Linked DNA regions of Homo sapiens: region 2 is linked to region 1. Evidence: read pairs that join two places in POLR2A ChIA-PET (ENCODE). Cell type or tissue: GM12878. All regions are shown on one strand. Links, peaks and the distances in the headings refer to the core of each region. The heading gives the core; the rest is flanking DNA.

Region 1 (4,184 bases), core at 1,126-3,625:
CCCAATCAGATATCTGTACTTTTTGTTTCGAAAAGAAAAATATAATGGTTTCTTTTCAATGAAGCTTGTGCATTATATTCCAGATATGTTAGATCATTTTGTGATGCAAATTAGCATTGAGGTTTTTTGTACTTATCTCGGGAAATAGCAACGTTCCACCACAATGTGTGGTGCTGCAAAAATTTTTATTGATAAACACCCACACTTTAAATGATTATTAGGTCAAAATAGAGAGTACAGGGGGAGAAAATGTGAGCTTTTAGTTTTCAGATTTGTTTTATGCTTTTCATTTGAAAGGTACAGTGTAAGTTCTGTGTATAATACCATGCAAAATAAATTGACTTCTAAATATCTGCACTAATATTCCTTGTATCTGAAACTATAGTCTAAAAGCTTGTACTTCTCCTTAAAAAATAAAGTAAAACTTTGTTAAGAAGCAGGCTTTAATTACCAGTTACATTTTCAACTGTTACCCATGTGATTTTTAAAAAATCCTATTAAAAAATAATTTCTAGCTGCCATGGCTCCTTTCAATCAGTAGAATTCTCATTTGTATGAGGTGCAATCAGATTATTGCCAGCACACCTTTCTAAAACTAGCCTTCTTCTTTAGAAATGTATTAAATGGGAGCCTTCAGGAGAAAGTGTTACCACTTAATAAATATTTGTTCTAATTTTATTTTTAAACTAAATTATTGATTTAACAGTATATGAATAGTGTATAAATGTTAGCTTAGTTGTTAACCCACTACACTAATTATTAATTGCCTATATGAAATTTACCAAATTAGACCAACAGTTAAGTGTAATTTAATTTTATTTCTCTTGAAACTTAAATAGATAAGAATGATAATTTTAATTATGTTTAAATATCAAGCATTTATTTTTCTGTGAATGCAAATGTTCCCGATAAATTGTTAAGAAATTAATACAACATAGATCTTAAAAAATGTATAAGGCAGCTTATAAGAATATGATAACAATGGCATATTCCTACACCTGGCACTTTTTCAAGACCCATTAGCAAGGGAGGAAAAAGATGTTAAACTTTGTTTTGTAAATGCTAATATATATATGAGTCAATACTTTCTGACATTTATTTGTTAGAAAATTACACACATTTAAAAATTCAAATTAAAACTATGCTTCTATTTAGGCTATTGTAAGAGATTTCTTTATTTTCTTGGAAATTCTCTGGAACAGTAGGGTCATTTGAATCATACCCGTTGGTATTGTCAGATACATTGTAAAGTTTCAACTATTGAACATATGTATGGAATAGAAATTTTAAAATAGAAAATTCGCTATCTTGCCATTTAAGTATGATAAAACTATACCCGATTAAAACGTTGACTCTATTAGAGGTTCGCCTAGTAAGTAATTCTCTGGTCAAGAATTTGGGAAATTTTAAACTCTGTTAACCATTAAAACAATTACTTCTTTAAGGTACCGGATTTTCATCCATATTTGAGGAGCCTTATTAAGTTGTTGGGTGGTCTTTTTGTAAAGGTTTATGTGGTTAAAAAAGTAGATCTTTTCACCCTTCTATTACAGTTAACATTAATATCTTTAAAAGGTACTATATAAATCCAGACCTAATTTATTCTGGATGATTTTTCTTAACTAAATGAAATCTAACAAATTTGTCTATTTTTAAGTGAATCTTTTTTTTATTTCTAGTATTTATTGGAAGTTCACTTAGACTCTATATAGGTTAGAAGTTAAAGTAAATAATTTTGACTATTTTTTTCTTTCATTTCATGTTTGAATATTTCCCCCTTTACATAAACCAAAAAAAAAAAAAAAAAAAAAAAAAAAAAATCCGTGACGACATTGATAGATTTGCAGAAGGCTGAGTAAGATACTCAGTACCCATTAATTGTTTCCCTATGACTCTTGGGTTGAAATGAATCGGCAATATCCCTTCCAAGACTGTTTGATCTTGCTTGATTTAGAGTGAGCGTTATGTGATTTTTTCCCTCCGCTTCTCTCATTTTATAGCTTCAAAAAAATCAGAGAATTCTTGACTTCAGTGTTTTTTCCTTCCGTTTTCATTGTTTTTGGATTCTCTCCTGTCTGAGCTTCCTTCTTGCTTCAAAGTATTTGGTATCGTGAAAGCAAGTGCACTTTTAACTTGTTTTGACTACACATGGGCGACAGAATTGTTTTAGATGCTAACTTACCTCCTTACACTTGAGAAACTGATGTGGTTCATCACAGCCCAATGCCATGTCTTGAAACAACTGCGGACACTGATCTTGAAATAGCCAGGGCTATAGGATCATGTCTTTGTAAAGAACAACAGCAGCTTTAGAGTCACTGGATGGTATATTCGTTGCAAACATGAACAGCTTCATGAACTCCCAGGAAGTGGTACAGTTATTGGACAAGGTCAACCACATTATGCCTTTTAGGTTGCTCTATGAAGTAAGTGTTAGACCAGAACTCCAACGGTGTGAGTGTGTGTGTGTGTATGTGTGTACGGTGTGGGGAGCATCGGTGTGGGAGAGCAGAGAGAGAGAAAAAGCATGAAAGGATGAAGATACACTCTCGAGAGAGAAGATCGTTTAAACAAGCATAAAGAGTTTGGAGACTCCATTTCCACACTTAATATCATTTCTTTGATTCTACATATTATGCTATTAGACAAACATGTCCATAAACAATAAAGAATAATGATTAAGAACAACGACCAAAACTGGGTTCAAAAGCCAGCCTCCCATTTACTGATTAGTGGTTTTAGGCAGGTGTTTTAATGACCAGAAAGCCCCAGTACCAGGATCTGTAAAATGGGAATTATAAAATCACCCACCTCTTAAAGTTTTTTAAGGATTTACTAGGATAATACATATAAAACCGTAATGCAGATACATAGTAAATGATCAGTAAATATTAAATTATTATCATAGCATTGTACTATATTTTAGTCATTTTAAGTTTCTGCTAATGGTGATTTAGAAATTTTTGGTGGGATGGTTATTAAAATTATTTTTCAATAATACTTTCAGTCCATTAAATTTGGGTCACATTCAGAGCAAGTATCTAATTCTTACACAGTCGTGGGTCAATTCTAATGATTGCTAAGTTCAATATACTTCTTTCTCCAAAAAAATCAAAACCTTTCACAGATTTGATGTTATTAAATAAATATATTATTTTTAGAACCAGAAATGGAACCAAAGAAACAAAATGATACCATCCATGAATTTTAAAAGTCATTTACTCAAAGTTCTGAATTGCAGGTAGATTATTCCTTAGTCTTAATGAAAGTTCAGTTTGGAGGAAATGTTTCATGTACAGTTATTAGATGATTTTAATGGTGAAACCAGCCTCGCCAAGAGTTCTAGGTGTTTTTCTTAGTATTATCCACTTTTGTATACATTAATAACCTTTTTTTTATTTTTCTTATTAGACAACTTTGATTATATGTAGAAATGGAATTAATTTATGATGAATGTGTGTTCTTTTAGTCTTTATATTTCTTCACAAGAACTCTTGCATATAATAGGTACTCTATAGATATTTGTTGAATAAATGAATGAATTGTATTTTCCCATAAAGATGAAATGCATTTTTTATTTGAAAAGAAAATATAACCAGCAAATGCTACCCTTATTATCCTATTTTTCTCTAGATTTGAGGGCTTATTCATTATGACCACAGCTTATCAACTTTGAGATGATGAATAAGTGAACTTGTCTTAATTTGGGTATTTTTATTTATGTAAGAAAAAAACATAAAGTATAGAAAATGCAGAATTGTACCTGAGGATTATACCTTCTGATAACGCAAACAAATTTAGGTAAAATGTAGATTTAAAAATGTGAGTATTACTGGTGTCAGGGAACCCCTTTTGTTCAGCTTTTCTGTTCACATGGTTTCTCAAAAAAAATCATATTTTGGATGTCAGGTAATATTGATGAGACATGCCCAGTTTATACAACCTGGCTAGTTGCAACCACTTGAAATTGTTATCATGCTTTTGAATAATGCCCCTTTAGTGTGCACCTTGCATTTCAGCTTTCTTTTCTAACTCTGTTTTAATGCCTGGATAAAGAGTGCTCAGCACAAGGAATACTTGCAGAGTGGACTTCCCTATGGTAAAACAGCATGGACAGCTCCCAACACTGCAATCAAGGACGCCTCTAAAAGCTTTAATTTAAAAATAATAATAATAATAATAAG
Region 2 (4,184 bases), core at 703-3,202, 980 kb before region 1:
GGACAATGGTGCCAAGGAGGTAAATGTGTAAACAGATTTCTCACTAGCTTTGAGGATTACCTATAGTACACAATGAGATAAGAACGATTTAAATAAATATTGACGCTAAAAGAACATTACATATTTTTAAAATCTGAAATGCTTTTATTTTCTAAAGGAAAAATATATAACTCGGTAATGAAAGTTCATAAAAAGCAGTGCTTTTACATGCTGAATTCTATGATGACATATATAAGCACAATTTTCAGGAGATAAAATGGAACCAAATTGCTAAGGGGAAAGTTCTACCTTCTATTTTTATTCTCTTTATCGATGTGAACTTCATTAGGAGCTGAATGCTTTTATGAAAGACTTTGTGTCACACAATGTGCAGGGATTTGCCTGAGAAATGAAAGGAGAAGTCAGCCATAGCCTGAGGAGACGGGCACATCAAGGCCTGCCAGGGAGCATTGGCCTGACTGCAGTGGGTGGGAACCAGCCACTCCTTAGCCTGGCCTACAGCTGTTGATTTCCTCCACCCCTCCTCTGGGGGTCTCATTCACTCCCTTGTTTTCACTGTCACTTAGGTTTGTGACCCTCAAATCTAAATCTCCAACTCCAAATTCACTCATCAGTACAAAACCAATACAGAATTACGATTGTCACAAGTTTTCTGCCTCAGGTCTCTCAAATTCAAGATATCTCAAACCAAACACATTAACTTCTCATACAATTCCTACATTAGCCCTTTGGGTTAATATCATTGCTACTATGGTTGCCCATGCTGTAAACCTTTTTTTTTTTTTTAATTTCTGAGTGTTTTCTTTTCCTCCAATCCCACATCCTATTAGTTACAAAGTTTCTTTACTTTCAAATTTTGTCTTTTTCTTTATTTACATAATTCCTCTAGTGCAGAATATAGTAAAACTCATTTTTCCAGACTCAATGTCTCTCCCCTCAAATTTATTTTTTTCATTACTATCAAGGTTATTTTCTCAATACCCAGATGGATTACATATGTAGCACCTTTTCTTAAAACAAACAGATGAGTATAGAAGTAAACACCCTTGTAGCTCCTCTCTGTGTCAGAATAAAATAAAAGCTCCTCACTGTTGTTTAGCCAATTTTTCTGGTTTCTCATCCACATTATCTCCCTATGTCATGTGAGAAATCACTTGCATTTTCTAAGTATTTCCAAATATGCTGTGCACTTTCACACCTTCATATTCTTATTACTGCTTTAAATGACCTTCCACATCTACTATCTCCACCTGGGGAAGCCACATTTCTTTTAAAGACACAGTCAAAATCTTGTTTTTCATATGAAAACTTTCCTGATCATTCCATCATCTTTGATCTCAAGATATTTTGCTTATATTCCTAAATAGCACTTGATCTTTATTAAAGTAAGCTGTACACACATCTTGATCTTATTAATCTTTGTGTCACTAGAGCTTAGTAGGTGCTCAAGAAATTTTTGCCAAACTAAGTTATTGAAATTAAATCAGGAAGATTCTTATTTATAGAGAATATACTTGCAGAACTGTCTGAGTTTTACAAATAGGTGAGTAAATGGTGAAGCTTATGTTTAGACTAAGGAAAAACTCAGACGATAGCTTGTATTTACCCAAGCCATAAGGTCTATTTCTGTGTTCCTACTGATGTCAATGAAACTCAGACTTTAGATTTGTCTCAGATAATTTCAACAAGCATTTATTTTTAGAGGTTACAGTTTATTGTGGTTCCACCATCCATAAAATAAAATTAATAACTCTTGTCCTCTGTACTCCAGAGGCTCTTGTTAGGGTTCTTGTTAGAGATTTAATTTCTGCAGGAAAAAAAAAAAAAAGAAGTTTCTATGTGTGCTTTGTTAAAATAGCCCTCATCTAAAATAGCTTGTATTTACATGCACAACTTTGCATATAACTCAGGAGGAAAAAACAAGCAACTAGCCAATCAAACATATGAAAACAATAACAACCACAACTACTAAAAAATCTCCCCTGCCCAATTGCCCTTTTCTGAATCACACAAATATCAGATGGAAAAGAATTCAGATGTTCCCTAAATATCTTAGATATAGTTATATCCTTCTACAGTATGTAACTCCCAATTGTGAGTACTGGATCTTTTGATGAGATAGCAGGGTCAAGCCTTTTGCCACATTTAAAAGACTGATGCAATTCTCTTTGGCAGGTTTTGACCACAATGTAAAATCTCCCCACAGTTTGACAATTGACATTCTCTAGCACAGAAGAAGCCATTACCATCTGTCATGTGACTGCTCTGAGGATAATGAGAATGCCTTGGACATGTGGGTTGGAAAGAAATGACTTTATTCCAAGTAAAATAAATCTAAATAATACAAATGCAGTGGGAGTGTTGCTAAATATTTCTGGAGACTCTTGAGGCACTTTAGAAGAAAATGAATCATTTTAGTAATCATTTTTGCTTCTCTTTCTCCTAACTCTGACAATTTAAAAATATCATACAGGCAGAACCTGTGTTTTAAACTCTGCCTGTACTTCCAGAGGGTGTCCGTAGGGCTTTGCCTGCAGGGAGGTCACCAGGAGTCAATGCAAATCAGGCCAGTTGCCTCAGGTTTCCTCCAGGACCCTTGCAGCACAGGCAGGTTTTAGAACAGCAACTGTGTAGAAAAAGGAACACTACCAATGTATTGAAACAAAACAAAAATAAGGTTGTTTATTCTCCTGTTTGACATAGGGCAAGATTTTTTTTAGGTCTTTAACCCTCTGCTCCTGCCCAACAGAGGTGATCGCTGCGCTAGCAGGCTATGTTTGCTCAGGGCTCCTCAGGTAGCTGCAATGGCTGGTGTTCAAGGGAGGATGAAGTCTCAACCCTGAAGTTCTGCCTTCTGTCAGACCTTTTAATGTAATCTTCACATTCATTCTGTTTAATAACCTTTTGTCCAATAGACATAAGTTAAGCATAGATATGTGTCTGACTGCAATGAATTAGTTTCCTAACAGGTGAAGGAATCCTTGCCAAGATTCTGCAGAGACCTGGTCAATGTAGATAATGTGGTACATTAGAGCACAGGCTGGCAGTTCATCGTTCTATGAATAGATATAGATTTAGCACTTATGAGAGCCTTTGAATAGGAGAAAACAGAGCAATGAGTAGCAGACAGTCCTTCCTGGGTTTGATTTTAGTTAGCACTTTCACATCAGGTCAATGAATCTCTTGTTAGTACTAAAAAAAAACGTGTACTCAAATATCAAAAGGTACTACGACTTTTTTTTACAAGTGAGTTTTTGCCTAAAACATTATTAATCCTATATATAAATAACTTAAAAATAATTGAAAGCCCATTTTCACCCTTTCTATTAATTTAGTTTTTCCCAGTGGAGGAAAATGTTTGCTTTGTATTTCTCCTAGTAAAGTTAAATAACCTGATTGAAAATGGGCATGGAGAAGGCGGATAGGGAGAGATTTGTTAAAGCATACAAAATTACAGCTAGATAGAAGGAATAAGTTCTAGGGTTCTATGGCACTGGATGACTATAGTTAACAATAATATACCGTTTCAAATAGCTAGAAGGAGGATATTAAATATTCCTAACACAAAGAAATAATACATGTTTCAGATGGTGGATACGCACTAGATACGAATGAAGACATCACTATGTACCCCATAAATAGGTACAATTATTATATGTCAATTAAAAATAAAATTTAAAAACGTAAAGAAATGCACTGACATTGAGACTTGTGTTCTGGTCTGGTGTAGCCACCAGCTTCCTCTACTTTGGACAAGTCACTTGATCTGTCTAGTTTATAGTTACATCCTCCGTAGTTGAAGAGCTGGAGTCCCATGACTAGAACTCTGGGCTTATGAAGAGTTGGGGTCCCATGATTCCTTTTAGCTCTTAGAATTTTATGAAAAACCATCAAGATAATGATGGTATCCTTTTCCATCTCAAATTAATTATGCAAGGTCTTCAGACCTGTTTAAATAATATTGTGGCTTATATTTATTAGAGATTCTTTTATGGTACTTGCTTTGAGTTAAGTTTTAAAAATTATTTTTGTTAAGGTTCACTTGTGTTTTCTTGTTTGAATTTAATACCTGATTTGAATTGTCCCTGTCTCCTAAGTGATTGTTCACTTTCCTCTTTTCTCTGGGTCTTCTTTTCAAGGCCACAGCTTGAATATCAGTGACACAAATGTCTGAATAGCTCCTA

The links. ChIA-PET counts read pairs that join two places held together with the same protein. Peaks named below come from ENCODE experiments on the same cell type or tissue, not always from the same donor. Only the 100,000 strongest peaks of a DNase experiment are listed, where the experiment ranks them.
Region 2: POLR2A ChIA-PET joins it to region 1 with 7 read pairs; 1 of 35 experiments calls an interaction of 5 or more read pairs at or near these places.

Annotation. Positions count from the first base shown.
Region 1 is chr5:88,871,345-88,875,528 of GRCh38, reverse strand. The region is part of intron 1 of MEF2C (myocyte enhancer factor 2C); the gene reads left to right. Among named protein-coding and RNA genes, the nearest start is that of MEF2C, 9.7 kb to the left of the region's middle. In GM12878, for the core only: no CTCF peak of the experiment used is centred there; no DNase peak of the experiment used is centred there; H3K4me3 peaks cover 858 bases; H3K27ac peaks cover 542 bases.
Region 2 is chr5:89,848,391-89,852,574 of GRCh38, reverse strand. No RefSeq gene overlaps it. Among named protein-coding and RNA genes, the nearest start is that of MIR3660, 170 kb to the left of the region's middle. In GM12878, for the core only: no CTCF peak of the experiment used is centred there; a DNase peak (open chromatin) is centred at 2,181; H3K27ac peaks cover 378 bases.